Linked DNA regions of Homo sapiens: all the other regions are linked to region 3. A link is a loop called in an ENCODE intact Hi-C map of the cell type or tissue named here. Cell type or tissue: IMR-90. All regions are shown on one strand.

Region 1 (5,000 bases), 180 kb after region 3:
TAGCATGATTGAGGAGGAGATCTGGTGGGACATAGACAGACCCTTCCACAGAGTCAATGAACAGAGAAGTCACCATGAGCTTGGCCAGACTCAGCGTGCTCCCAGGCCACAGGAGAGAAATGGCACCTCCTCGATCCAAGCATTCTTTAACCTAGATTGGGACTAAGACTAGCATTCATGCTGACAGGTAACATGGCAGGTAACATGAACAAGCGTATGATGAAGCAAGAAATCAGGAGACGCTGCCTATAAAGCCAAGAGTGAGATGTTTCCATTTCCACCAAAACGGCTGCTCTCAACATCACTCATCATTAGGGAAATGCAAATCAAAGCCAAAATGAGATGTCACTTCACACCCATCAGGATGGCAATGATAACACGAATCCACAGAAAATAGCAGGTATTGGCAAGGATCTAAGGAAGCTGGAGCTCTTGCGCACTGTTGGTGAGAATGTAGCATGGTGCAGCTGCTGTTTGGAAAACGATATGGCAGTTCCTCAAAAATTTAAAAATAGAATTACCATACGATCCAGCAATTCCACTTCTGGGTATATATCCAGCAGAATTGAAAGCAGGATGTTGAGATATTTGTATACCCATGTTCACAGCAGCATTATTCATAGTGGCCAAAAGGCAGAAGCAACTCAAGTGTCTATCAGCGGATAAATGGATGAAAAAGGTATGCTGTATATGTAAAATGGAATATTATTCAACCTTAAAAAGAAAGACAACTCTTACATATGCTACAACATGGATGAACCTTAACAACATTATGCTTAGGGAAATAAGCCAGACACAAAAGGACAAATAGCATATGGTTCTACTTATAAGAGGAACTAGAATGTATTATTATAGAGAATAATAAACCATGATAATAATAAACCATAGAGACAGAAATCAGAATGATGATTGCCAAGGGTGAGAAGTAAGGGGGAATGAAGAGGGGGAAAAAGCTACTGCTGCCATATACCAGACTCCCCTAACTCCTCTACCTCCTTTTACTTTGAAGTCTTAGACTCCTTCATCCTGGCTACAATTGCTGCCTGTGTCAGCCCCTGTCTCCTGCTTCCCGAGTCCTGCACAGCTGAATTCACTGACTGCCCATAAATGTAATCTTCTGCCTACCCCAGGGCATGAGAAAGGCGTGATGGATTTTCCATCCGTCTTTTCTAGTAGGGCTTAGGATTGGACACACTCACCAATCCAAGGACTTGGTAGCCAAATTATAACTATTACACACCCACTTTGGGCTTCTCCCCAAACACTGCCTGTGCTGCCAGGCCCTAGCGCCCACAGCCCACTGACTAGCAGCAGTGGCATCACCAGGGAGCTTGTGGGAAATGCAGAATCTTGGGTCTCACCCCGACCCATTGAATCAGAGTCTGCATTTCAGCAAGGACCCCTGGTGATTCTGTGCACGTTAAAATTTGAGAAGCAGTTGGGTAGACTCCAGAGCTGTGGTTCTCAACCCTGGTTACCCTAGAACTGTGGGGTTAAGGGGTACGAGGAGGCTTTCTAAAAATTGCCAATACTCAAGTTCTGATTGGGTTGCCTTGAAATGGAATGTGAGCATCGGCGTTTTTCAAAAGCTCTCTAGGGAGTTCTACCATGCAGCTGAGGCCAGGATCTGCTGCTATAGGGCAAGTTTTGGCATCTTGCATTGACATTGTTTGAAGAATAGGATTCCTGCCTGAGATATCCATCTTTTCAATGTCTTGTTTCCCTACCCACTGCTCCTCCAAGATCAAAGTCATTTTTTTCTGAAGAGTCCTGCTGTCTAATGTTGCTTTTGAGAGTCCCCCTTTTCTGGACCTCTGCCTTGATATAGGGCTTAGTCCTAACCAAGTTCTGTCCCTGTGGACAATGTTCTTGGCTGGTGACCACCTGACCATCAGCAGTCAGGATGCACAAGTATACAGTTCCTGCCCATCTAATGAGATATCTTAGTATTAACTTTTGGAATTAGGATTTAAACTGTTGTGCTGTATGTTTGGACACTAGAATGACTCCAGCCTCTGACTGTATAGAAAATGGTGCCTTCAGCCTACCATTCTCTATCTTTAGTGAAATTACTATGTGCTAGGCATTATTCTAAGAAGTCCGTGTGTGTTAGCTGATTTAATCCTCATAAAAACCTGTTATCTCCATTGTGTATTGAAGGAAGCTGAAGTGAAGAGAAGTTTAGTAACTTGCTCAAAGTTGCATAGCTGGTTCGTGGCAAAGTTGGAAGCTGGAGTCTGACTCCAGAGATCACACTTTTAACCATGATGCTATTTTTGAACAAAGTTCCTTTAATACAAAGTGAGAAGACCTGAATAAATACATTATATGGAGGCGACATGTTTTACTGTGTATCTGTTTTGCTGAGTCCAGCTTGGCTCTGCTTGATATTTAAGTTTGGTTCTTAACAGTTACAACTTGTATTTTTTCCCCAAACCAACTAGATCAGCCTCTAGTGGTCAAGATTTGTCATGTCTTGGAGTTGGCTTCAGGCATTTGGATAGAGAAAGGAACCCTGGAGGGAAACTGGCATTTAAGGACAGGGTTGGAGAAAATGAGAAATCCACAAAGGGACTTCAGAAGAATGACCATCCAATGCACTATACAAAAATCAAACCCTTTCCATTACGATGGGATTTATTCCATAGCTATTTGGACCTTGAGGTGATGGTTTCAGACTTTTCTTTCCCCAGATTTGTCTGAAAAACTCCCTGGGAATGACTTTGCTTTCTCAGTCCCTTCCTATCTGGTGTCCCTGGACCGCTCAACTCTCCTGCTCACTGAATTCCTCCAACCTGCACCCAACCATCCAGGGTTATACAGCCTACTCTTCAGGCAATTTCTATTTACCTTTGAAAAAAATCACAAGCTCAATTTCCCCTTCTTGAATTGCAGTGTCAAATTTTACTGCCCATGAATCTTTTCTGGTCCTTTGTGAATTTAGCATTTCTGAAGCCTGCCATGACATTGGAAAACATGTTTTCTTATAGAAAAAGAAGAACTATATATGGAATATAGTTTTATGAATAGAGTTTGAGATTATAGAAAGAAGATAATGCAAATGAAAAAAAATCCAACAGAAATCATTAGATGCAGAATGTTTCTTGTAATGGCCAATATTTAGTCAATTGAATAAAAGAGAATGAGTTTGGGGTATATTCAGAAAACAATTATTGCTATTAAGAGAAAACAGGTGTAATGTCAAAAGTAAAATAGAGGCATCTGTCTCACACCCTGCCTTCTGTCTAGGAGACGTTTCCTCTATCAGCACCTGTGAGAGTTTAAGGGGACAGTCCCCCAGGAGACCATCCCACTTCTGACAACAATTGCAAGTTTGAGGGGTTCTCAAAACCACCTTCAGGTTCATTAGTTTGTAGAAGGAATCACAGAACTCAGTAATGTCTATTATGCCCATGGTTAGAGTTTATTCCAGGGGAACGATACAGATTAATGGCAGCCAAGAAAAGAAGCACATACAGTGAATACCTGGGAAAGTACAAAATATGAGAGTCCCATTGCCCTCTCCATGGAGTCAGGACCAATGTTACTTTCCTGGTGTTTATGAGTGACAATATGTCAACCAGAGAATCTCGCTTGATCTTTACTATCTAGAGTTTTTACAGGGGACTTGGTCACACTGAGCAGGATGTGAGACTTCTCACCTGACTGACCTTTATTCTCCATCCCTCCTGGAGGTTAGATAACTAATACAACATGGCCCAAAGCTCCCATTGTAAATCACATTGCTAGACCATTTGTTGGCCAAAACTCTCAGGCAAACAGAGATACCCTTATGAAACATGATATTCCAGGGGTCCTAGAAATCACCTCCCAGTAGCAAAGGGAAAAGGTGAGATCTCTCTTTAGGTAATGTTAATTCTTCAGTGCATAACACCTCCCCTCCGACCTAACATTCTGGCCTTAGTTTCTTACACTTTCCTTGGAGGAGAAGCCCTTCTGTCTCCTTAGATGGAGCTGTCTTCTTGTTTCACAACATCATAAACATTGCATTATTTACTTTCACCATTTTACATCAATGACCTGTTAAATATTACTTTAATGTTCATCTTCCTCATTCAGATTATACATCCCATGAAAGTAGGGACCAACCCTGCCTTGGTTGCCACTACAGACCCAGTTTTTGGCCAAGTGCTTATTTCCCTCACTTTACAGATGAGAAAACCCAGAGAGATAACATCAATTGCTAGTTCATGACAGAACTGATGCTAAATTGCCTTAAGAAACAAATAAGTAAGAGTGGGGCTTGGAATTTTTTAAAAATTGCAGACTGTCTAAACCACTTATGTGACCTTGGGCAAGTGAATACAGGATGAGAATTTTATTCTAAGCTTGGTGCAGGGCATGGCAAAGTCAGTGCTCAGATCAGCCCATCATACCTCCAAGCCTTCTCTCTCCTGGGTAATTCAGAGTTGACTGTTACAGAATAAAGCAGTTTAACGTCAGAGGTCAGAGACCTGGAGAAGACCTGGGGACTCGAGAGATATGGCAAGGAACTTGAATTTATTATTTTGCTAAGGAAATACATTCCACTTGGAAAGAGGGAAAACAGAGCTATTGGGCTTTTATACCTTCGTGTAGGGCTCCTACACGAAGGTATAAAAGTTCTAGTTCTAGAGGAACTAGACTGAGTTCCTCTCTGGATTCTGGGGAGAAATTTGTTCCTTGGGAAATCATTCTTCAGCCTTCACTTTGCACTTTCTCTTTCTCATGTCTTCTTCCCAGCTCTGCTTCCTCATGTTATAACAAGCAGACAGCCCACCCATTCTGCAAGGACTCTGTGCTCTAGCCCCTCCCCACTCCCAGACGCCTGCTCCTTCGGTCTCAGCTTAGCCAAACTACACATACTGTATTCTTCTAATCTTCCCTGACAGATCAATCCTTCTAGGCTCTTAATTATTCATGTGGCTCTCCTCTGAATTCCCTTCAGGCTACTGGCTCCTTTCTGGTAGTTGATGTGTCTTGTCTGAGGCGGCTCATTG
Region 2 (5,000 bases), 82 kb after region 3:
CCTGAAAGTTTCTATGCATTTCTCCCATACAAAACACTTTGTGACTTCCCATTTTCTACACGGTGAAATCTACATTTCTAGCCTCTATTATCTGACTTCTGTTTGATTTCTCACGTTATTCTCCTGCAAGTTGCCTTTTACAACCAGAATGACCCAAACCATTTCTTTCCCCCTCAAAACCACTGTAATCATATTCTTATATACTGGAATTATCTACTTCTTCTTGTCCACTCTACTTAGTCCATATATTCTCAAGCTACAAGTTATGTCCTATATCCTCTTTGAATTCTTCTCCCACCATTTTAGCCTCTCACCAACTTTTTGTTTTCTAGTGACTTTCTTTGGTTTTTATTAACCATACTGTTCATGGAGCATATTTTATTTTTCAATATTTTTACTATTAATTTTGTGGGTACACAGTGTATATATTTCTGGGATACCTGAGATATTTGGATACAGTCATGCAATGCATAATAATCATATCAGGGTGAATGGAGATCCATAGCCTCAGGCATTTATCCTTTGTATTATAAACAATCCAATTATACTCTTTTAGCTATTTAAAAATGAAAAATTGGCCGGACGTGGTGGCTGGTGCCTCTAATCCCAGCACTTTGGGAGGCTGAGGCGGGTGGATCATGAGGTCAGGAGGTCAAGACCATCCCGGCCAACATGGTGAAACCCTGTCTCTACTAAAAATACAAAAAAAATTAGCTGGGCATGGTGGCGGGGACTTGTAGTCCCAGCTACTCGGGAGGCTGAGGTATGAGAATTGCTTGAACCAGGAGGCACAGGTTGCAGTGAGCTGAGATTGCACCACTGCACTCCAGCGTGACAACAGAGTGAGACTCTGTCTCAAAAAAAAAAAAAGTACAATTAAATTCATATTGACTATAGTTACCCTATTGTTCTATCAAATACTAGATATTACTCATTATTTCTAACTATTTATTTGTACCTATTAACCATGCTCCACCTACTATCCCACCACCTCACTAACCTTCCCAGCCTCTGGTAACCATCATTCTCTCTATCTCCATGAGTTCAACTGTTTTAATTTGAAGTTTCCACAAATAAGTACGAACACCCGAAGTATGTCTTTCTGAGACCACGAGGCATATTTTATGTAATACTATGCATTAGTTTTTATTTTTTTGTATTTCTTTTCCTTTTTGCCAGATCTAAAAATTCTTGGAAAAGCCAACGTGATATGGTAGAAAATCCTGAAAAGAGAGTAAGAGAACCTAGGTTGTAAACCTAGTGATACAAGTGATTAACTCTGTGATTTTGAGTAAATCTCAGGGCACCTCAAGTCTCTGTTTATAGACGTAAGACCTGCGCTGGTCTCTTGGGCATGCTAGGTGCTCAATACATCATTGATGCTTTCTTCAGAACCCCCCTTTCCTAATTATGAAATTCTAGACATGCAGAGGCTAGGGGCCACTTTGAATTCCCATGTTCTTAAGGAATGCAATTGCCCTCAAAGATGGTTTGTTTTAAAATTTTAAAAATTAAATATACTCCCTTTGTTTCACCACTGATTTTCTCTTCTTTATAGTACCTGCTTCCGAGTACTAATAAACAGAGCAACCTTGACTTAATGCCTTAGATAGAGAAAAGAAGGTTCAATTGCACACCTTGAGAAAAATGAACCAGAAGGTTTGCTAGAATCCCTGCAGGAGAGGACATTATTTGGTTTGGGAAGGAAATGGACTTCAATTCTCTGGTCTCTTCATTGTTTGACTTTGCAGCTTTTTTTTTTTTTTTTTTTTTCCCCAAACTCCATGGGTCAAGGAAAAAGGAAGGTGAAACCCATGGACAACTGCGACATCAGACACAGCTGGCTGGGCCGCTCCGCCAGCCCCCACTCAGCAGGCGGGATGCAATGTTCAGGGCAAGGGAGGCAGCCAGCCCCTGGCGTGACATTTTCAGCTGTGCAGCTGTGGGCCCTGGCACGTTGCTGCTGGAGCTTGATGGTTGCCTTCCAGCCCCTGAATAGCTTTTGATTAGGATGGGATGCCTAGCAGATGAGTCAGATTTAAACCACGCTGCATGTGGTTAGTAGCAGCCATTTTTTTAATCACTGTCATATTGACGGGGATTACAACTCCCCATGAGATGTCTTAATTTATTTGGCCCCTAACCTTTAAGATGACAATCGCATTTTGTGAGCTTCTGATGCTTTTCTTTTTACAGTCACAATTTCCCCCAGACCCAGGCCTTTAACTCCTTTCCAGAATTAGATGGACCATGGATACCATCAGTTCTGGGCCTGACTGTACTGTAATTAGAGTCCCAGAAATGTTTGGAGCTGACTTTTACACCCTATTCTTCTTATGATACCAGAAGTTGGTGTGCTCTGGATCAGAGAGGGAATTTCAGAGCAGAAACAACTAATAAAACTGTGACCTGGAGTGGTGGGGGAAATGGATACCAGGCATTCAACAGAAAGGCCGTAGAATATGGGGCCTCCTAAAGTGTGATTCCCCTCATGGCCACTAGGTCAATGAGTCCTGAAATTTTGCCAACAGAAAATAATTCTTCTGGCTTAAACGTGTTATTTTATTGGCAAGCAGGTGTTCCTGGAAGGGGTCGCCAATTGGTCTCTTTTCAGACATAAATGCCTAAATGTGCATGAGTTTGTCAGATCACTTCCTGAGGTTAGATTTTGTTGGAGAGCTCAAAAAGTGAAAGAAAGGGCTGCGTACATTCCTGTAATTCCAGCGCTTTGGGAGGCCGAGGAGGGCGGATCACCTGAGGTCAGGAGTTTGAGACCAGCCTGGCCAACACAGTGAAACTCCAACACTACTAAAAATACAAAAATTAGCCAGGCATGATGGCAGGCACCTGTAAATGCAGCTACTTGGGAGGCTGAGAGAGGGAGAATTGCTTGAACCCAGGAAGCGGAGATTGCAGTGAGCCGAGATCATGCCATTGCACTCCAGCCTGCGTGACAGAGCAAGCAAGGCTCAGTCTCAAAAAAAAAAAAAAAAAAAAAAAAAAAAAAGTGAAAGAATAAGGCACTGAACAATTGGTGGGATGAATCAGGAGAGGGGCTGTGGGGCTGTCAGAGATGGGGAGAGTAAAGAAAGGGGGGCTCACTGTACCCATTTTCCTAGGCATGGCACTGTTAAGGAACAGAATGATGGAAAATCTAGACATCGTAGATGATATTAGGTTGGTGCAAAAGTAATTGCAGTTTTTGCCACTAGAAGTAATGGCACCAACCTAATAGTGATAGGAACAAAGTCATGTTTAGAATTCTGCTCTCATAGAGAGACAGGGAACAACCCAGCCTGTACCTTATAGCACAGCAGTGCATTGAGTAAGGTCCAGGGGCATGTTAAACGCATAGCCTAATACATTCGCCCTCTCCCTACTCCTCCCATTCCAACAAAGCATTTCATAGTCCACGGTCCCTTGTCTCAGCTCTCATAACACCATATGAAAATACAAGAGCTTTCCACAAAGTCATGCTAAGAGGGTTAAGTCATTAAAAAGACAATATTGTACCTATATTAAAAATAAGAGCCATAAATAGTCCTATAGCCCTTGGAGTATAAATATTACTGTGTTTCCTTTATTTTCCCAAATTAAGATTGGTTGACCCCTGTGAAAATAAAAAATGATAAACTTAGAATCATATTATAGTAGTCTTAGTAAAAACTAGAAAAAATAAGGTTATAATGGCTTTGATAGGGTCAAATCTTGAAATAAAATAAACTTTGTTTGTAAAATGAGTTCAAGAACTCAAAGTGGTTGGGTGCAGTAGCTCACGCTCTAATCCTAACACTTCGGGAGGCAAAGGTGGGTGGATCACTTGAGGTCAGGAGTTTGAGGCCAGCCTGGCCAACATGGTGAAACTTCATTTCTACTAAAAATACAAAACTGATCCGGGAGTGGTGCCACGTGCCTGTAATCCCAGCTACTCAGGAGGCTGAGGCACGAGAATGGCTTGAACCTGGGAGGCAGAGGTTGCAATGAGCTGAGATCTCAACACTGCCCTTCAGCCTGGACAACAGAGTGAGACTTCATCTCAGAAAAAACAAAAACAGAAACTCAAAGTGCAGGACTAAGCACTTCCTAATCTCAAAAAATTGAGAAAAGTTAAATTAAGCAGTGCTCATATTTGGTGGTCAATAGAATACAATTGTACAACAACCTTCAGCCAAAGGAAGACACCTTTGGGTGTGGGGAAAAGGGGCAGGGGAGAAGGAGATAGATAGATAGATAGATAGATAGATAGATAGATAGATAGAGAGATAGATAGATAGATAGATTGATTATGGGAGTTCCTTCACATAATGATGGAGGCCACAAAGTCCCATGATATGCCGTCTTCAAACTGAAGACCCGGAGGAGCTGATGGGGTGATTCAGTCCGAGTCTGAAGACTTGAGAACCAGGGCAGCCAATGGTGCAACTGTCAGTCTGAGTCCAAAGACCTAAGAAACTGGAGGCCACTCATGTTGTATTTCAGAGTCCAAAGGCCAAAGAACCAGGAGCTCTAATGTCTGTGGGCAGGAGAAGATGCATGTCTCATTCAGCTTGAGAGATGGCTGGGCACAGTGGCTCACACTTATAATCCCAGCACTTTGGGAATCCGAGGCAGGAGGATCACTTGAGGCCGGTGGTTCCAGACCAGCCTGCCTGGGCAACAAAGCAAGACCTCATCTCTTAAAAAAAAAAAAAAAAGCAAATTTGTCCTTCCTCCATTTTTAAAATTCTCTTCTGGCCTCAATAGATTGGATGACGCTTGTCACATTGGTGAGGTGATCTTTACTCAGCCTGCCAATTCAAATGCTAACCTCTTCTGAAAACATACATGCAGAAATAATAATAATAATTTTACCAGCTATCTGGGCATCCCTTGGCCCAGTCAAGTTGACACAAAAAATTAACCATCACAACCAGAAAGCTCACATAGTCTAAAATGAGGTCTGTCAAACTTTGTTCTTAAGCTTACATGAGCATGCTATACTTCCAGAACCCAACACTTTG
Region 3 (5,000 bases):
GCCAAGGGTTAGCCATCTTGCTAGCCTTGCGGGTGATCAACATGCTGGTACTACTGGTTCTGGAATTCCTCCAGGGAAGAGGCATAAGGCACCCCCAACACCTCCACCCCCAGAAAAAAAGCTTGTGAGGAAGGAAGGAAGGAGGTAACAGAAAAGACAGAGAGGAGTAAAAAAAAGAGAACTCATTTTTGTTGGGAAGTAATAGAGTGTCACAACAATAGAATTTTGCTCACGGGCCTCAGTACAAGGTCTTCTATCTAGTGAGCAGGGGAAGAATCTGTTCTCGCTTTGCCATTTGACTTCTGGAGAATGGCCGCAAAGTGCTTTGGTATTGCCCCAATTGCTCTGGACATTGTCAGCTCTTGAAGTGCATTTCAGGACTTTGAGAGGCTTCCAATTCTAAAGCGAAGCTACTACCCATGGGCAGACTTAATGAATGTCCTGCTTGCTACTCCCAGAATTCCTCCTTTTTCCATTAGTAATTCAGAGTCCTGAGTTATTGTCAAGAAGCCAGAGACTTCCCTGGCTTCCAGAATGACTAGGATGTTTTACAGAACTCCTCACACCAGCTGCCATGTTGGAGCAGATTATGGATATGGCGGAAGACTAGCTCAAAGGGAACTTTTCATAAAAGCTCTGTTGAAGAAAACAATCCCTTTTCTCTTTGACCCTTTCATAATTCCCCCCTGGTTTAGCACCTCCTGCTGGCACCCAAACCAGATGCTCTGATCACGGATAGGATCCCTGATAGGATAATCGGGGAGGGTGGGAGGGATCTTGTAAGTTTTGCCTCCATTTGGCCTTGAAGTTGTCTTTTTATATTCTTCTGATTCATGCTCAGCATATTATGAGACAGATAACACTGTCCTGTTAGCACTGAACACTTTCCAGATTTCATTTAACACGTTGGCAACGAAGATATCACCTGAGTCTTCCTCCTGTCCCATGCCCAGTAGTATAATCTCTCAGACAACACAGTGGCCTGCATTCTAGCAAGAGTGTTCATCATCAACAAGGGGCCCTGAATAATAGTAAGAAAATGGAAGATAATACAGGGTTAAAAAAGTGGGCTTGAGGGTCTGAGAAATCCGAGTTCCCCTATTGGGTAGCTACATGAACTTGGCTAATTACCTAGCTTCTGGGAACTTTGATTTCTTTATCTGTTAAACGGGGAGTCTCTCTCGTAAGCGTTTCCATGTAAGTCTCTTAGAACCAGGCCTTAAATATTCTAAATGCACAATAAATATTTGTGATTTGGTGGTTATTACTATGATCATTAATTCTAGAGAGTAATGGGAAGTTTTATTGTAATATTGTTTTGGGAATGATAACCAAAACAATATTTACTCCAGGTCTTTTCTGGTTGATACGGTTCCCCAAATCGAATTCAAGAGTCTCTCAGTGGTGTGTGATTGCAATTATGCAAAGAAGACTGCTGTGCCCCTTCAATCCGTCTTTCATACAATCACCTGTTAGTATTTAAAAAATGAAAATCTTATCACCTTACTCCCTGTCTTGTCCTCCAATGTCCTGAAAAAATGCCTCTTGATCTCCCTATGGGGGACCCTAAGGACATCCTGTCTTGGTCCTCCCTAGTTCCATGGTTCTCATTTGCCTTCAGGAGAGACCCCAGACTCCTTAGCTGGACTCTGGTCAGATGGGATGGGTCAGTTACAGTAGAGCTTGCAGAGGTCAGGCCTCATGATAGTGAGTTCTTATGAGATCTGATGGTTTTTTGTTTTTGTTTTTTGAGACGAAGACTTGCTCTGTCACCAGGCTAGAGTGCAGTGGTGCCATCTTGGGTCACTGCAACCTCTGCCCCTGGGTTGAAGTGATTCTCCTGCCTCAGCCTCCTGAGTAGCTGGGACTACAGGTATGCGCCATCACACCCAGCTAATTTTTTTTTTGTTTGTATTTTTAGTAGAGACAGGTTTTCATCATGTTGGCCAGGCTGGTCTTGAACTCCTTACCTCAAGTGATCTGCCCACCTCGACCTCCGAAAGTGCTGGGATTACAGGCATGAGCCGCCACACCTGGCCAAGATCTGATGGTTTTTTATAAGTGTCTGTTGTTTCTCTGCTTGCACTTCTCTCTCCTGCCTCCATGTAAAGAAGGTGCTTGCTTCTCCTTCACCTTCTGCCATGACTGTAGGATTCCTGAGGCCTCCTCAGCCAGGTGGAACTGAGAGTCAATTAAACCTCTTTCCTTTATAAATTATCCACTCTTGGATAGTATCTTTATAGCAGTGTGAAAACAGACTAATACAGCACCTATTCCAGGGTTGAAGATTTAATAGGCTCCCCACCTCTTTTTTTTTCTTTTCTTTCTTTCTTTTTTTTTTTTTTTTTGAGATGGGGCCTGTCTTTCACCCAGAGCAGAGTGGAGTGCAGTGGTGTGATCACAGCTCATTCCAGCCTCGAAATCTCCTCCTCAAGTGATCGTCCTGACTCAGCCTCCTGAGTAGCTGGGACTACAGGCACACGCTACCACACGCTTAACACATATTTTTTGGTTACTTAAGACTTTCCTTAATCTTGTTACAGCCTATATGTTGCCATTCCTATATTTCTTAAAGTTTTCTCAAAAGTGAAAGAAAACTTCTCCTTTTAGGCATTTAAATAGAGGTTTTTCTCAGAGGAACAGTGTTGTAAAAATCACAGATAAATAGAAAATGACCAGAGCAGATCGTGCTGCTGGATGACAGAAAAGTATCTCAACACTAGAGGTCCCTCTCTCCATAGCATCCAGTGGACCTGCCTGGGGATGGCTGCCAGCTTTGGTGGCTTCTGACTTGGAACAAAAAGTGAGGAGTGGAGGAAATTTGAACTAGCGGATTCTTTGTGGCTTTGCAAATTAAATCTCATACCTCAAGCCTGCCCTGCTGAGGCTCTGGCACAGACACACAAAAAGTACTATTTTCTTCTCCTGAATCCTAGTTCCAGTTTAATTTTATTCTATTTCGATCTGGTTCTTGAATTAGCCATGTGATTTTATTCAAATCTTTTTCTCTTATTCCCATCTGGGAAGCAATCTGGGTTGGGTTACTGGCTTTACTCTGCAATATCTGCAGAATATGAGCAAGTTATGGAGTCCCCCTGTCCCTCCGAGGGTCATGAGGGATATGGGAATACAAACTCGAGGGTTACTCAAGTTGCTGTGGCTCAGCTGTGACTTATCCGGGTCCGGCTTCACCCCTCCAGGGACAGGGCTCCTCCCAGCCATGAAGCACCTTTCATTATTCACACGCAACTAGCCAGTAAAAGAGACGAGAGACTCGGTGGGGTGTGCTATGTTTTCCACCAAGGGTCAATAACTGGCAAGAAAAGAAATCAGTCCAGGGACACAGGAAAAGAGTAAAGTTTGCTTTTGAAATGAGACACAGAACATTTCACTTGTGTTAGACAGTAAAGAATAGAAGGATGAAATGAGAACATAAAGTTTCAGTCTGTTGTCTTGCGGGTGATGGAGTAGGGAAGAAGGGGAGAGAAATGGGGCGGGTTCTCCCATGGCCTCCTTGTGGCTAAAGGCTTCATCGTTCGTGAACTCCTAGAAGAGGCATGGCAGAGCTCAGAACATGGCCTGTCTCTCCACCGTCCGCATCACAGGGGCCTCCATCCCCTCCCTTCCCCTGCACACACCTGCCCCTGGTTACTCTTCATCCGTGGTGCACTTAGATAGCTCGGGCCACTCTGCAGACCACAGAATGGAGATGAGGGCAGTGGCAGCCCTGGGGGGATTCACCAGACAATTTAATCAGAGCATTCCAGGGGCTAGAAGCAGAGGCATGAGCTTGGAGATTGGGGTATTCCCTTGGCCTTGGGAACGCCTCTCTCCATGAGGACTGTCATGGGGGGAGAAGGAACAGTTAAGGGCTGAGGGTAGGGCCCTGTCTGCCCAGGTTTAAGAGTGGTACGGGGTGTTCCCAAAGTCTCCATTCTCCCTTTGTTTGTCTTCCAGTTTCCTGTCTGGAGCTCCTTGGGTTAGAGCCTTCTCAAATTCAGGACGAGGATATCCCCTGACTAACCCAACCAAAGTTTCTTTTCTCATATCCAATGGCTACGTCCTTTAGGATTTTTGCCAAATCCTGTGGCTTTGCACTCGGCATAAACTGTGTGTAGCAAAGAAAATGTGAGGACCAGATGCTTGGTCAACAAATGCTGTCTTCTTTTTTTGTTTTTCTTTTTCTTTTTTTCTGAGAAGGCATCTCACTCTGTCGCCCAGGCCAAGCAGTCCTCCCATCTCAGCCTCCCAAGTAGCTGGCACATGCCCCATGCCACACCCAGCTGATTTTTAAATTTTTTGTAGAGATGGGGCCTCACTATGTTTCCCAGGCTGGTCTTGAACTCCTTAGCTCAAGTGATGCTCCCACCTTAGCCTCCAAAAGTGCTGGGATTATAAGCATGAGCCACTGCACCTGGCCCTGTCTTCTCATAGCGAGTTTGAACCTAGTTTGGAAGTGGCTTACAACTGTACAAGTTATCAGTGCAATTCAACATTCCTTACAGGTGCCTCAGCTCATTCCAAAGTGGATTACACAGAGAAAGAGATGACATCACACACATTTTAGGACCCTCACTGAGAGCTTTTGAATGGGTTTTACAGTCATGAGGCTGAATGATGACGGCCACATTTCCTCCTTGCTAGGAGTGTGGAGAGCCCAAAGGAAAAAGGGGTTTGGGGTGCTGTCCCAGACACATCTTCGTGTTGGGAATGGTGCCACAGAAATTCCCGACACCTCAGTTTCAAAGCCGTTCATCAGATCATGGACGTGTTAGTTTGCCGCCCTGGAAATCTACTTGAGGTTTTGGCAAAGTCTTTTTAGCTGGCTGTGACATAACCACAAATTGGAAGGAAAGTAATGCATTTCACATGTTACTGGCAACCCTGGACCCACCCACAGCAGTGAAATGACTCCGAAAATTCCTTAGCTGACTCCTTACTGCTTTTATTTTCTCTACAAAGAGACACAACTCAGAGGTCTTTCTCGATGTTCGAGTCAA
Region 4 (5,000 bases), 380 kb after region 3:
AGCTGGGGTTGCAGGTGCCCACCACCACCCCCGTCTAATTTTTGTATTTTTAGCGGGGATGGGGTTTCACCATGTTGGCTAGGCTGGTCTTGAACTCCTGACCTCAGGTGATCTGCCTGCCTTGGCCTCCCAAAGTGCTGGGATTACAGGCATGAGCCACCGCACCCGGCCTGCTTTTTTTGTTCTTTAGTGAATGAATAAGATGTAATGCAGCTAAACATAATGTAGGTGGGAAAGAATGCATTGTTGTAATGTTCCCATTTCACTGCTTCTGTAGCTCATGCTCAGGTGTCTCTCCTGAGTCATCAACTCCTGCAGAGCAGAGTTCAGATCTGCCCACTTATTTTCATGGCCAAGCAAAGTGAGTCCCCTGCAAAATTAGCTGCTTCAACCTTTCCCTCTTTAGGTGATTTATGTTTTGTAACTTTGGGGTGAATTATCTAATATTGAAAAACTTACTTATTTGCAGAGTTGGGTTAAGAAGTAATTATTTGCCCCAAAGTTGCCTAGATTTCTGTTAGGAACTCACATCTGAGCTCCCTACATCGAGTGGGATTTTGAGATCAGAAGTCTCTCTCCATAACTGTTGCCAGGGAAAGAAGTCAATTCAGCAGGTGGCTTAGTCAGTTCAGGCTGCTATAACAAAATATCTTGGATTGGGTAGTTTATAAGCAACAGAAATTGATCGCTCACAGTTTTGGAGGCTGGGAAGTTCAAGATCAAGGCAACAGCAGATCTGGTGTCTGGTGAGGGCCCGTTTCTCACAGATTGTCCCTTCTATGTGCCCTCACATGACAGAAGGGACAAACAGGTTCCCTCCAGCCTGTTTTATAAGGACACTAATCCCATTCGTGAAGATTCCACTTTCATGATCTAATCAGCCCCGAAAGTCTCACTTCTTAATACCCACGTGTTGGGAATTAGATTTCAACATATGAATTTTGGAGGGGAACAACCTGATCACAGCAGAAGGCTTGGTGCCTTTTTTTCCCCAAGAACAGGATGGCGAGGGTTATTTTTACAGCCTCTCACAACTGGGCACATATGATCCAAATTCAGAGCATTACTGTAGCATTCCAGTTTTCCACTTGCGCTCCTTATGTCTTCCTGTTCATCTTCTGGTTTTATTGATTCGTGGACAGTGAGTGCTCTGGCCATTTCTATTGGTGTGGACTTGCCCTGGAAAGGGACTCCCACCCTCTGGAAGAGGCCTCAGCATGATTAAACTCTGGAGAAGTGGGTCGTGTTTTGGAAAGCATGTTAGCTATGCTTATTTATATGCCACATCATATATGGGCTAAAACCAGCACATGTGGTCTTTGTTTCATTGCTTCCTATTGAACGTGGATTCGATCCAGCGTGCTGGAGAGGAATGATGATTTTGGAGAAATGGATGCAGTGAGCAACACTGGCCCACAGGCTGCAAAGTGCTAAGGTTGAGAGTGCGTTTAGAAGTGCGTATGTAAAATAATTCAAACTGCAGTATCCCGGCGAGGTGCTTCGGCTCTTTATGCATTGTTATATTAATAGCTTATGTCCCCACGGATAGTTCAAGCCTTCCAATTCAATCGACAACTGTAAATTACAATAAAAATGGCATCAAATCAGTGAGTGGCCCAGTGCCAAGTGACAGTGCCATTTTTGCAATGGGGCACATCTATTCTGAGCATGAAAGTGATGGCTAGCAGGAAGCACCCAGGCAGTCCCATGCAGAATCTTTTAAAACTTGAACTCGTTCCTGGGGAGAGAAACATTTACTCTGAAGAGCTGGTGGGGAGAAGTGTCATGAGCTGAATGGCCAGTGGTCTCCTGAGTGAAAAAAATAAATCTTAGAGTTTTATTTCGGCCTCATTTAGTTATTAAAATCATTGGTTTCTTTGTCTTGGTTTCCCCTTAACTATCACAGCGTTAAAACTCACCCTTCAGAGTCAATTCACATCAATAAGAGACTCAAAATCTTCAGTTCCTTCATGTTCATACACACACATGCACATGTGTACACACACACAGATATACATCCATGCATATGGATGTATGGATCTCTTGGTTCCCCCCCACACTCTTGGTTGACACACACCCACATACATACACATGGGCACACACAAGCATACACATTCATACACAGGCATAGATATACATACATGCACATATGTCCACACATGCACACTTGGCATGCATACACACACATGGGCCAATGGCAGTAGCCACTGCAAATCTTCAGTGCATCTTTCTGGGGGGCTGCAGAGGTATTAATTACACCTCTAACCTGAGCAATCTACTTCTCCAGCTCTTGCAAAGAACCTGGACAGAACAGAGTCACCAAAGATCACTCTTGCCAACTGCATGCCCAATAGAGAGAGGCAAGGTGGTTTCTGAAGCAGACAGGATTTTTCCAGCAGGGCCACATGGAGCCATGCAGGGCTCACTGAATCAGTACCATGCCCACCTCTCTCTTGCAGTTTTCTGTTTGGGTGTTGGAGGAACAGCATGGGTGACCCTGGGTAGAAGCTGCTCTGCGTTTGAAAGGAGACTACAGCCTTTGCATTCACAGTGAGAGGAGACTGGCCCACACCAGGGTTGGGAAGCAGGATAGCAGGATAGCGGCACATCATTACATTTCCATTCTAATTACCACTTGCTTCAGTTCTGTGATCGTCCCCCAGGGGGTCTCGTTAACACGGTTTTGATGCCTTCCATGTTGACTGGGGCTCCTGCACAGGCCTCATCATTCCACGCACCCTTTCTCTATACCAAGCCCTTAACATCTGCCCAGGATGGGCAACGCGCCATGTCGTCTGGCATTTGGGTTCAACCGAAGGGGAATCAAAGGGAACAGTCCTTGGTTCTTTTGAACCAGACTGTCAGATCAGAAGCCCAGAGCTGTCAGAAGTTGCTCACCTGAGCTGCTCCTTCCAGAAGCTTCCCCCGGGCAGGGGCTTTGTTAATGTGTTCTGCTCTGATGGGTCGAATTTCATTGTCCTTGCCACGGCCTTTTCGGCAAAAGCCTCCATCCTCCTGCTCCATTATCATTTGACAAGGCAAGTCACTGGTGAAAGCTGTTGTCTTTTAAAAAAGCATCTTCTTCCCAGCTATGGTTTCTTTCCCAGATAAATTCACTAGGTGGCAGTGAACAGTGAGGGAAAGAGGGCTGCTTTTGAAAAGAAATTCAAAGGCAAGCAGAATTAAACATTCTAGGATATCTAATTGTGGGTCGTAAACTTCCTTCTAAGAGTCATGGGCTGTGACATTTGTAACTAATAAGAGACAAACTGCAGCTTTAAGCAGGATATCTAGTCTCTATTAAATGATGAAATGCCATCTGCTCTTAGCACTCTGCTGATAATTTTATTCATAATATGGTTGAAATCAAAGACATTTGTTTATTGTCCATAAACATATTTTCTTTGCAGAAAATAGTGCATACAAGCAGGTCCCACTCATCCCGTCAAAGCCTTTATTATGTATGAGTGGGTGTGAGCATTGTGAGTGTGTGTTTTCTTTAGATGGCAAGTGAACCTCATGATTATGTCAAGGATTTAAGTGTCATTATTCTTTGATTAATTTCTCCATATAACCACCATCTCCCTTTCTCAACCAGGAAGAACCCTTTTTCTTCCTTTTAAACTCAATGTTTTCCTAGCAGGTAAAGCCTAGGATCCTATATTACTTCTGCTTTGGGAAGACTCTAAAATTTCGAATTTATTAAAAGACACTAAAATCTTAGTGCACACACTTCCAATTAGTTTATTTATGTGCTGCCTGGTTTTTAACCTAAATGCACTTTGTTCAGAGGGGAAGAAAACAATCATAAATAAACTGAAAAGTCAGTTTCCAGAAACTGCTGAGCCGTGCAGGCAGCCTGCAAATACCCACCTTGCTGGGATCAGGAAGGCAGGCACAGTCATTCCACGGCCTCTGTACCTCCCCTCTCTCATGTGATCCCCGTCCGTGCCCCCTACCCTGGCCTTGGCCTTGGATCCTTAGCAGAAGTGATGCAGGGAGCTCTAGTTCCAGCTGAATGCTCTTGGGCACAGCAGCATCACTGGGCCAATCATATTGACTTTACACTTCAGTCCTCATGACTGGACTGCTCCGCATTCCTGGCTGTTTCTCTATACCTAGGTCTCTGCTGTCCCCTAGGCCTGAGTCCCATTCTGGAGAGCAGTTGACCTCATCTAGTCCTATCTTGCTGTGGCCAGAGTCTCCAAGGCCTAAAGTCCCACCTTTATATCCCAGCCTGGTCCCGAGACCCACCTATTTGATGACAGACTCCCTCCTCGAGTGCCAGCCACATGCCTGTGAATTGCTGAGTATCACCATCTCCAGGGCCCCAATAGTGTCCTCCACTAAGTGGGTCACCACGATGTATCCCTTCGATGAGGATCACCCCTGCAAACTCCAGCTTTCTCTGATGTCTATACTCAATGAACACTGATGGAAGGTTACTATGTGCTAGACTCCGAGCTGGGCACTGAAGACACAGTGGAAGTAAGACACAGTCCCTGACATCAGAGGGATTACAGCTACCTCCAGTTTCTCATTTTGCCCTTGTGTGTTCTCCCAAGGCCAGCAACAGAGTCCATTCCCAGCCCTGCCTCACTGGGCTCCCAGTCGGCCCAGTCCTGTTGCAACCAACTGTCCTGGCTATGCCTGGCTGTGCCTGAAGACACCAGAGTGTGCAGCTCAATTTGGAGTGAAATGCTTTCAATCACTGTCCATAGGCAGGTTGATGCTGCCTTTATTCAATAGGAGAATAGAACCCGAGTGCTGAGTATTTACCCGGTCACTGTCTGTTGGGTTCTACGTGGTCAGGTGCCCCTAGTAGCCGGTTCAGTATGGGAGCAGACCTAAGAAACCTGCCTGACTCGGAGTGTGAAGCTTGGGACCACTCAAGCCCCACCTGGTTAACTTGCTGTAAGAGAGATTTGAGTCGGGGTAGAAAATGACCTTGCCTTAGCTTCAATCATGTCATCCAGAGCTGTGAGGTGGGGTTCAGGGGA
Region 5 (5,000 bases), 280 kb after region 3:
AAGCATTAAAATGATAGCCAGAAAGCAAATGAGATTAAAACTTTTAAAAATGGAAACAACATAAAAATTTTAAAACCAACCAGTAACACTATAAAACCAGTAAAATTAAATTACTTTGCTTTTTGGATAAGAAAGGAAGAAATGGACTGGATAAGAAAGGATAATTAATTTTAAGAGAAAACACGGAAAGGTAAGATAGAAACAAGGAGCTTAAATGTAACCATAAATAATAATAATTATCATGTACTAAGCATTTAAAGATGAATGACAAGCCCTCTACTGAGTACTTTGAATGTAGTGTCTCATTTAAACCTCACAATAGCTCTGTAAGGCAGATGCTATTGTTATCTTCATATTTTATAGATGAGAAAACTGAGACTTAGAGCGGTCTCGCAGCTCATAAAATGCGGAGTTGGAATTTAACTCGGCCAGTTCTCTCTAGATGGAGAGCTGGAGTTTTGTAGGAAAGCTATAAGATAACGCACCGTGGATGGAGGAAGAGACAAATTCAAGGTAATCAGTACATGTGATGTCAATGAGATCCCAAAGTAATACTGAAATACTGATTTGTTCAACAAAACATATCTGTGATAAGAGGACAATGAGGGCAAAGTCAGAAAAGAGAGCAAGGAGGAAATGAGAGGAAACAAACTGCAAAACTCAAGGATCCAGGGAATCAGTCAAGTCTCCTGTGAAATTGGCTTGCTCCTCAAAGCCCTCACTTTCCCTGGGATGCAGCCTCCTGGCCCCCTGGACACTTCCTCTGCCTTTGCTTCCTCCTCCATGAAATTGCCTAGGCCCCTTCAGTAAACCTTGTTTCTATTCCGCCTGGCCAAGAACCATGTGCCGCTGCCTAGTAGCAATTGCATGGCAGTTGCCTCAACATCCCAGGTCTCTCCAGCCCGATGTCCCAATGAGGTCATGTGGGCGGGAACATCCCCATCACTCTCGCTCCAAGACTCTGTGCTGACACAAGGAACGCAGTCCTTGAGGAGATCTGTTCCTTAGTTATATCTGACAATCCCAAGTAAATGATCTATGAGCCCGAGCAGCTACTCCCCACTGGTATTGATTCCTTTGATTCGTGCCACCATCTCAGCTAATACGCTCTGGGAGAGTAGTTTGAAGGTCTGGGCAGGCCAGGAAACTGCAGGCATGTTTCCTACTAGGATGTGCTTTGCTGGATGGAGGATGAGCACTGGAAAGCACCACATTGGCCAGGTCTGTCCTGCGGACTCCCAGCTCACCAAAGAGCCAGAGCGGAAACTCCAGGCAAGCAGTTAGTGCTGGTATGACACATGGTCAGTGATGGTCAGTGATGAATAAGTAGAATATTCTGTCTCGTGGAAATTACTGTGGGATTTGTTTTTCAAGGGTTGCATAGATGATGTGCTCACTTTCTAGGATTTAATAATTATGGACAAACGTCTAGGCATTAGTGCGAAGTTGGCAATTTGAGTGCCAAAGTTTACATGTATGCTTGCATGTAGAACATGCAAGACAATTGAATGAAATAATAATTTAATAGTACAGTGGATTTGTCATAACTAGAGTGATCCTGGCCAGGCACGGTGGCTCACGCCTGTAATCCCAGCACTTTGGGAGGCAGAGGTGGGCGGATCACTTGGAGTCAGGAGTTCAAGTCCAGCCTGGTCAATGTGATGAAACCCCATCTCTGCTAAAAATACAAAAATTAGCTGGGCCTGATGGCGGACGCCTGTAATCCCAGCTACTCGGGAGGCTGAGGCAGGAGAATTGCTTGAACACGGGAGGAGGCTGCAGTGAGCTGAGATTGCACCACGAGCTAGACTCCATCTCAAAAAGTAAAATATAAAAAATAAAAAAACTAGAGTGATCGTATATCCTGCTTGTCCTGAACAATTTTGTTTTATGTGTTATACGCCAATATTATTATTCATATTGTCTCCTTTTGCCCTTAAAAGTTATCACGTGGTTCCCCTCGTCATAACACAATAAATGGGGTCCCGATTTGCCTGTATAAAATTGTATAAAATGTGGGGTTCCCTTATTGTGAGGTTAATGAATTGAACAACTGAGGTACCAGACCAGGGAGTTTCTGGGTTGAGCTGCTTGTCCCAGCCTTATTGTCGCGCCCCCTGGTGGCAGCTTTCTGAGCTGGCTTAAATATCCATCGGGATGTTTCTGGGTCTTCAGGCTGGCAGGGGTTTTGAGAACAGTGATAGCAATTCTAGGATTCACCCAATTCGTTGGTTTCCAATTCATGGAGACTGGCCTCAGACTATTGACATTGCATGGACCCTAGACAGGGTTGCCTGCCTTCCCCTGCCTGGCCTTGACCTCCCTTCTCTGTCATTCCTCCCCAGGGTAAGAAGTTTAGCCCAAACCATTTAGAGAACTACGACTGGACATAAAGATGGGAATGAATTGTCTAGCGCTTTATATTTGGATTCAAGCAATCACAGTTAACACTGGTAATCCCAATAATAGTTAACATTTATTGAATGATTTCTATGGGCTAGCAATTTACATTAAGAATGGCATTTCTAATCCAACACCAAACAATGTAAAGTACACTTTAGACTCTGTTGTAATAGATTTTTAGACAACCACATAGATGTCAGTGTTTATCCATATCTAGGAATTATGTAGAAAGTATTGTTTTGGTTTGGGCATTATTTTTGCTTAGAAATTATAAAAATATAAAAAGTATTTGTTTTTCTTGTGTAAAATCAAAGCCTTCAGGTTTTCATTTAAATTGAACATTAGCCTTTGATTTGAATAACTTATGCCCTTCAGGTGCCCTAAAGCTGTTGGATAACAGGAACATTTTAATGTTTTACAGCCTGTCTGGAACTCTTGCAGCTTGGGCTACTAGGTCCATGGGTGAAGGTCAGCCTGGCAGAGACTCTGGGATCAGTCCTTGGAGGGTGGGTCAAGTTTGAGTAGCTCAAGGTTGAGTTGAGCAGAATAGCTGGTCTTACCCAGCCTCAGCTCTCAGCCTTCTAGTAATGGGATTCCTGCCATATTTCCATGACTGCTGGTGCAAGGATGTGTGTGTGTGTGTGTGTGTGTGTATGTGTGTGCATGTGAGTATATATGTTTATGTGCACACCTGTGTGTTTATGGTCAAGCTGGAAGGGTTTTAGCATGGGAATCAGAATTTGTTTTTGCAGTCTCTGTCCATTTTAATTGACTTGCCTTATCTGGAAAAGCCTTTGTTCATGTCCTGCCTCCACTGATCTTTCTCAAAATCTCATGCAGAGACATAATAGCTGCTCTGTAAACATACTGAACAAAACTTTTCAGAGTGTCGTGAAGTCGTAAGGAACTACCAGGCTTAGATTCGTAGTTTGTATGTGTTCAATGTAAGTGAAGAACTGTGACAGGACATACAACAGGCACCTTCTCTATAACCTTTCCTGAGCTGTTTGCACGCAGGATGCCACAGTACACTGGATCCAAGGAGTTGCTACTATTAATTTTATCCTGGGCTCTGCCCTCAGAAAAGGAGCTGGTTTCATTTTGGTCTCTGAAGTCATGAATATTACCACCTTCCTGCTGGGAATCATGTAAGAAACTGATTAGCCCCAGCTTGATTCCCCCTGCAACGGGGGACGCCTGGAGAGCTCACTGCACGAAGAGTCAGACTTGATGTTCAAAACTGAGCAAGTTTATTTGTTATCCGAGGAGAGAATGGAATAAGTATGGGAACCTTAGGGAAATAATTTGTACAGGTAGTTTTCAGTCTCTAACTGCAGCCCGAGTTCCCTCTGCTATTTTCTGATGGCAACTGATTTTTTTTTTTTTTAATGAAAGAAAACACAGGGGAGACAATTTACTTTTGTCAGAAAGATATACTATCTCAGGCAGATGTGATTCCCTCCTAGGTATGGTTTTATTCTTTTTAAATTCCACCGAATTCCTAAAACAGATTCTGGAGCTTCGGTTTCTGGTTCTTGCCCCATTTCTAACTTACTGGATTATAACAGGTAATATCCTTAAACATGCTGAGCCTGTTTCCACTCAAGCAAAAATAAGAATTAGGACATCTAGCCTACATAAAAGGGAATGCCAAGGGAATCTGGTGGATTATTTTTGATGTTTGGGAGAAAGAAATAGCATCTACTACTACTACCAATTCTTATTGTTCTGTGTGAGCCTACCCTGAGAATAAGAATTGCTATTTCACTTTTAAGGAATGAAAGAAAAATGTAAGGAAACAGAGATGATGATTTAATACTTTGACCAATCTGAAATGAAATAGGGGCACTTCTCTTAAGACCTGGATATAGTTCATGATTTCAAGCTAACAGTATCTGAAAAATCAGCTAAGCTATTTTTCAAAGGGCATTTGGAAGAGAATAATATAATGTTATTAACAGATTAATAATGATTTTACATAAATGAATGTGATATAATATGATAATAATATAGATTAATAATACTATAAATAGAATAATATTTCTTAGAACCAAAAGAAGATTTTACGTGCTTTAAGGAGATAAAAGAGAGAGAACCATAAAATAAGAGATTCCAGAAAGTTTATCCTCTTGACATCTCAGAAATGAACATTTCCTGAAGCAGGAAGTAGGAATGCTCCTTGGTTTTTTGTTGTTGTTGTTGTTGTTGAGACAGAGTCTCGCTGTGTCGCCCAGGCGAGAGTGCAGTGGTGCGATCTCGGCTCACTGCAAGCTCCGCCTCCCGGGTTCCCGCCATTCTCCTGCCTCAGCCTCCCGAGTAGCTGGGACTATAGGTGCCTGCCACCACGCCCGGCTAATTTTTTGTATTTTTTAGTAGAGACGGGGTTTCACCGTGTTAGCCAGGATGGTCTCGATCTCCTGACTTCGTGATCCGCCCGCCTCGGCCTCTCAAAGTGCTGGGATTACAGGCCTGAACCACTGCACCCGGCCTCCTCCGTGTTTTTTAATACCCTTTCCCCACAATGCCAGCATAGTGCTGTGAGAAGTAGTAGGGCTGACGAGTGAATGAAGGAACGCAGAGATGGATGAGTCAAGGAA
Region 6 (5,000 bases), 870 kb after region 3:
AACAGCCACAAAAAATGAAGACAGAAACCAATGAAGACAAAAGGCTTTTTTTCCTAACCAAGCCTGGCTAGCTGTGAGGAAGAACAAGAAAAACATAAAGCAAATAAATTCTAAAGGACCTCAAGGGTTAAGAGAAGCTTATAAAGCCAGGCCTCAAGGAGATTTTAATTTAAAAAAATCAGACACCTATGAGATTGATAGGGAGAGTCAATTTTTTTAAAATCAGATACTACAGATAGGGTAGCTGGAAGATCATTTTCTACCCTAAAGATAAATGTGAACTTGCTCTGCTCACCGGTTTTATAAAGCTTAATTTAAAAAGGGCCTATGTACATTTTTATCACTAATTTTCATGTGTATAAACTTTAACATTGGATCTTAACTGATAAAAACTGCAATATTTAGTTTCCCCCAAATTTCAAAGAAACTGTCTAAACAGGTTATTAAAGCTTCTTGGTTCTTTCTGTAGTTTATACAAAATAAGCTTGCACTTGCACTTAGTTCTGATATGTGATCACGAGAAAAAGCAGTAAGAGGAAAGGCATCCATTCTAGCAGGGAGTGATGTGCATTCTTCCTGCAGTGATGGTGACCTTATCCATCCATGCCAATGCAACCATCCTTAGTAAGAATCATGCAACTGACAGAAACTAAGAAGCACATTTATAACTGTAAGACAAAAAATATTTTCTTTGAGAAAACTGGCTGGCTCTTAAAAGGAGTAAAATCACTGCAGGAACCTCTTTAGCCTAAGGCTCTAATCACGTAAATCATCCAGTCACTCAGGAATGCCAGCAGTCCCTTGTTACGTCAGTATACAGATACAGCACTGGATAAGCAATGTCATTCCGAGTTCCCTACCGCTCTGGCACTGGCACTGGGGTTGCTGCACTGAAATGCTCTACTCCTAGTGCCTTGGGAGGCACGGCCACAAGAAGCCTCCCTCAAACTCTGTTCTTTCTTCATTGCCACTACTGGTGCATTGGGCCCTTCCCTTCTTGTTCCCCTGTACCAACTGACAGTCCTCCTCTCATCCCTTTCTAAACTCTATCTCAGGGAGCCCTGGACACCAGCACCCTTTCCCTCACCGCTGCCTCCCAGAGCCCATTCAGGAGTATAGACACTGGGGCAAGGGAGGAGAGACTTCCACTGCAGGGGTCTGCAACGCTGAAATGGGAGAGATGAGTCCTGGAAGCCTTGCTTGAACCATTTCCCCATAGAAACAATTACAAAGAGTGGTTAAATTCCACTGTACCATCAGTGCAACAGTTCAGCTATATTACAGATTAAAGGGGCTTTTATGACCATCCTGGGAAACTCATCTATACAACGTTGTTTCTATGGGAAAATTTGTTCCAAGACATAATCAGCCATTTACAAAACTTTGAAATTCATAAAATGAACACTGCCTATATAAAGTTCATGCTCTGAAGAACCTTTAGGCCTATTTTAAAAATGACCAAGAGCATACAGATGAGGTCTGTATTTTCTTAGTCAGGTTTGTTATTCACTGCCTAACAGTAAAGCTGGCAAATACAATAGAAAATAAAACGCTTTTTACTACTAACTCATCTCACATTTATTCTTAAATCTACTATGTAAAATCCTCCTATCCCAAATGAACATTATATTACGTACATAACCTAGATATACTCTTAACAATTTCAAAGAACAGCATGGGAATGTACCTTCACGTATTCTCTCTGCAACATGAATTTAATAATATCCGTTATTGATTCTTTAATATCAGCAGGAAGATTCTGAAAAAAATAAATAAGAAATTTTGGAAGCTACTATGTATAGATGTATAGGGAAAAAACAGACTGCATTTATTCTAAATTTATACTGTATTTTTAAAGTCAGTTAAAAAAAGTATTTTCCAAGAAACCTCACCCTTTTCCGTAGCTTTCTAAAAAGTGGTCTTAGGTAGGACTCGGTCTGTTTCTGGGTCGCACTGTTCAGTTTACCCTGCACACTGCGTTTCACATAATCTTCTCTGGCATTCAATTCTTTAGCCCAAACGCCAAGAAGAAACTGTTGAAAGGATGGGTAAACTTAGACTACAATGCCACCCAGTGGTTCAGTACATCTAAATGCTCTCTAGCACACAAAAACAGAATACAATCATCCTTAAAGTAAATGTCTTGATTAAAATGCCACCAAATAATATAGAATAAGCTAGTTCTGCTTATTGGTCATGATAATGCTTTGAAGTAGTACCTTTGGCAAGTCACCAACTTCCCTAGTCTACATCTATTCCTAGCTCAGGATAATTTGCTTCCCTCAGAAAACAACTATCAAGTTTCATAGTTAACTATTTGAGAGGAAATAAACTTGTATTTGTATTTGTATTATATACATAAAATTCAACAAGTTACGAGTTACAAGAAAACTGGACTTTCTACATATGCTGTAGAGACCATGATTAAGTTTAAAAACCATGAAAGCACCTGACTAAAGGAGAGGAAGGAGAAAGAGAAACAGAAATAAAGAAGCCAAGACCCAGCATTCCCACTCCACCCCCACCCCTAGATAACTACCTCAGTGCCCCTTGGGTTTAACTGTATAAAGGGCACCCTTCCTGGAAGTAGGAAACAGAGAAGGCTGAGGAGGATGTTGTCCTCTAGGGGCATCATCTATGCATATCCTAAAAAAGAAGAGGCCATCACTCAAAGAGGAAATTCTAGTTCATACTAATTCTTATGCCCTATCTACTTCCATGCTGTATCCTCAATATATTCAGAATCTTGATGAATAATATGTTGTATCTAAACTGTACACACAAGAAAAAGCATTCCTTGCATGTAAATCTCTTGGTCTGAACACAGTTTGTGAATAAACAATAAAATATCTGGGATTTGTTCATACTCTATCTAGACCACTAAAGAGAGAAATGTTGAGAAGACGGTTGGAATCAGCAAGTCAGCAAAAATAGGCAGCTATTTGTAGAACTGAAGAATTGAGCACTCTCTGTAAGGTTACAAAAAAAACTAAAAAATTAGCTGGGCATGGTGGTACATGCCCTACCACTCGGGAGGTTGATGAGCCCAGGATTTCAAGGTTACAGCGAGCTAGGATGACACCACTGCACTCCAGCCTAGGCAACAGAGAAAGACACTTTTGCTTAAAAAAAAAAAAAAAAAAAAAAAAAAGCTAGAACCCTCTTCTTCCTTGGGTTGTCTAGAAATTCAGCGGGACACTGTGGCTCATGCCTATAATCCCAGGATTTTGGGAGGCCGAGGCAGGTGGATCACTTGTGGTCAGGAGTTCAAGACCAGCCTGGCCAACAGGGTGAAAACCTGTCTCTTTACTAAAAAAATAAATAAATAAATAAATAAAAAATACAAAAACTAGTCGGGTGTGGTGGCATGCTACTTGAGAGGCTGAGGCAGGATAATCGCTTGAATCCAGGAAGCAGTGGTTGCAGCAAGCCGAGATGGTGCCACTGCATTCCAGCCTGGGCGACAGAGCAAGACTCTGCCTCAAGAAAAAAATAAGCAACTCTACCAACTTCTTATTAATTCTGCTGTTGTGATTCTTTTCTATGTGTTTACATTAATGAGCCAGCTTTAAAAAATATGCCACAAGAAAAGCAGACCAGTCGCAGTGGCTCATGCCTGTAATCCCAGCACTTTGGGAGGCTGAGGTGGGTGGATCACCTGAGGTCAGGAGTTCAAGATCAGCGTGGCCAACATGGTGAAACCCGATCTCTACTAAAAATACAAAAATTAGCCAAGCATGGTGGTGGGTGCCTGTAATCCCAGCTACTCAGGAGGCTGAGGCAGGAGAATCACTTGAACCCGGGAGGTGGAGGTTGCAGTGAGCTGAGATTACACCACTGCACCCCAGCTTGAGAGACAAGAGCAAGACTCTGTTTCCAAAAAAAAAAAAAAGCCACAAGAAAAGTAAATATGCATTTTCTCTTACTAACTGCTACATCAAGTGCATAGTGATATCATAAACATCATGTATGTGTGAGAAATGTGTATTGAGGCTTTCCCGTTCCAGCCTTTAACCCTTGGTAATCCAAAAATATAAGAATAGTTCATAAGGATCCAAGGCATCCTCATCCCCTCGCCTAAGACACGCACCTTCAGGAATTTGGTGATGATGTCCATGTCTTTATGATCATCGCCTTTCCCTAAGGACTCTCCAAGCGCCTGAAGAAAAAGAAACAATGCTTCTGTTCATTAATACAGAGCAACAACTAAACATATATATTACCAACACCAGTCTAAACATGGCTCTTGGTCACATATGCTGTTCAATTTTTACTTAAAAATCGGATGGAATTTCTAGATAAGAAACCAAAAACAAAAAACACGGATTTGCCACTTAAATTTGGAGAGCATGTTACCTTTTATGAAAAGTCAAGAGGGGGTAATGAATGTGAGATTTCTTTTTGGGGGAACCAAAATGTTCTAAAATTAGATTGTGATAATGGTTGCACCACCATGTGAATATACTAAAAACCACTGATTTGTATATGTTAAATCAGTCAACTGTATGGTATGTCAATATCTCAATAAAGCTGTTTTTTAAAAATAAACAAATAAATACACCAATAGGAAAAAAAAAAAAAAAAAAGCCCACAACTGGTTGCCCATACCAATTATTTTAGTAAAATTTAGGGACCATAGACAGGTATTGGAGGAGGCAGGGGATTAAAATGACGTCTTCCTCAACTATGATCTTATTCAGAGGGACAGCTACACATACAAGAGCCAGGAATTAAAGGAAACAGAAAAATAAGTTTATGTTTCCTTAAGCATTAAGAACTTTAAGCCATATTTATTTTACATGCTACTTACATGATACAAAATTGCTTTTTAATTAAGATTATACACTAACACTCCAAAAGCAGCACTATAGCAAAAATCAGACAGCAAGATATTGCCAAGCGTTGGCAGGGCTGGAAAGACAGGGGACCCTCACACTGCTGGGTGTAGACTAGGACAGCCATTCCAGAGAGTAACTTGGCAGTACTTAGACAAGTTAAAT

What was found. Peaks named below come from ENCODE experiments on the same cell type or tissue, not always from the same donor. Only the 100,000 strongest peaks of a DNase experiment are listed, where the experiment ranks them.
Region 1: it touches region 3 in a loop (2.3-fold over the local background); 8 of 110 quality-filtered maps call a loop at or near these places.
Region 2: a loop joins it to region 3, with 3 times the contacts of the local background. A loop is called at or near these places in 19 of 110 quality-filtered maps.
Region 4: it touches region 3 in a loop (14-fold over the local background); 2 of 110 quality-filtered maps call a loop at or near these places.
Region 5: it touches region 3 in a loop (16-fold over the local background); 81 of 110 quality-filtered maps call a loop at or near these places.
Region 6: a loop joins it to region 3, with 4 times the contacts of the local background. A loop is called at or near these places in 5 of 110 quality-filtered maps.

The regions. Positions count from the first base shown.
Region 1 is chr10:14,299,695-14,304,694 of GRCh38, reverse strand. All of the region lies in intron 2 of FRMD4A (FERM domain containing 4A), which reads left to right. Among named protein-coding and RNA genes, the nearest start is that of FRMD4A, 29 kb to the left of the region's middle. In IMR-90, a CTCF peak has its summit at 2,454; no DNase peak of the experiment used is centred here; H3K27me3 peaks cover 3,901 bases.
Region 2 is chr10:14,394,264-14,399,263 of GRCh38, reverse strand. No RefSeq gene overlaps it. Among named protein-coding and RNA genes, the nearest start is that of MIR4293, 13 kb to the right of the region's middle. In IMR-90, a CTCF peak has its summit at 2,513; a DNase peak (open chromatin) is centred at 2,013; H3K27ac peaks cover 1,545 bases.
Region 3 is chr10:14,476,574-14,481,573 of GRCh38, reverse strand. No RefSeq gene overlaps it. Among named protein-coding and RNA genes, the nearest start is that of MIR1265, 42 kb to the right of the region's middle. In IMR-90, a CTCF peak has its summit at 2,711; DNase peaks (open chromatin) are centred at 2,743, 4,063 and 4,533; H3K27ac peaks cover 559 bases.
Region 4 is chr10:14,092,024-14,097,023 of GRCh38, reverse strand. All of the region lies in intron 2 of FRMD4A (FERM domain containing 4A), which reads left to right. Among named protein-coding and RNA genes, the nearest start is that of FRMD4A-AS3, 20 kb to the right of the region's middle. RefSeq lists an enhancer at 2,393-3,083. In IMR-90, CTCF peaks have their summits at 2,645 and 3,121 (motif pointing right); a DNase peak (open chromatin) is centred at 3,133.
Region 5 is chr10:14,194,221-14,199,220 of GRCh38, reverse strand. All of the region lies in intron 2 of FRMD4A (FERM domain containing 4A), which reads left to right. Among named protein-coding and RNA genes, the nearest start is that of FRMD4A-AS3, 120 kb to the right of the region's middle. In IMR-90, a CTCF peak has its summit at 2,117 (motif pointing left); a DNase peak (open chromatin) is centred at 2,100; H3K27me3 peaks cover 1,216 bases.
Region 6 is chr10:13,610,774-13,615,773 of GRCh38, reverse strand. It overlaps PRPF18 (pre-mRNA processing factor 18), which reads right to left. Exons shown (of 10, transcript NM_003675.4): 6 at 4,091-4,159; 7 at 1,893-2,033; 8 at 1,688-1,759. Among named protein-coding and RNA genes, the nearest start is that of PRPF18, 26 kb to the right of the region's middle. In IMR-90, a CTCF peak has its summit at 2,084 (motif pointing left); DNase peaks (open chromatin) are centred at 673 and 2,063; H3K27ac peaks cover 508 bases.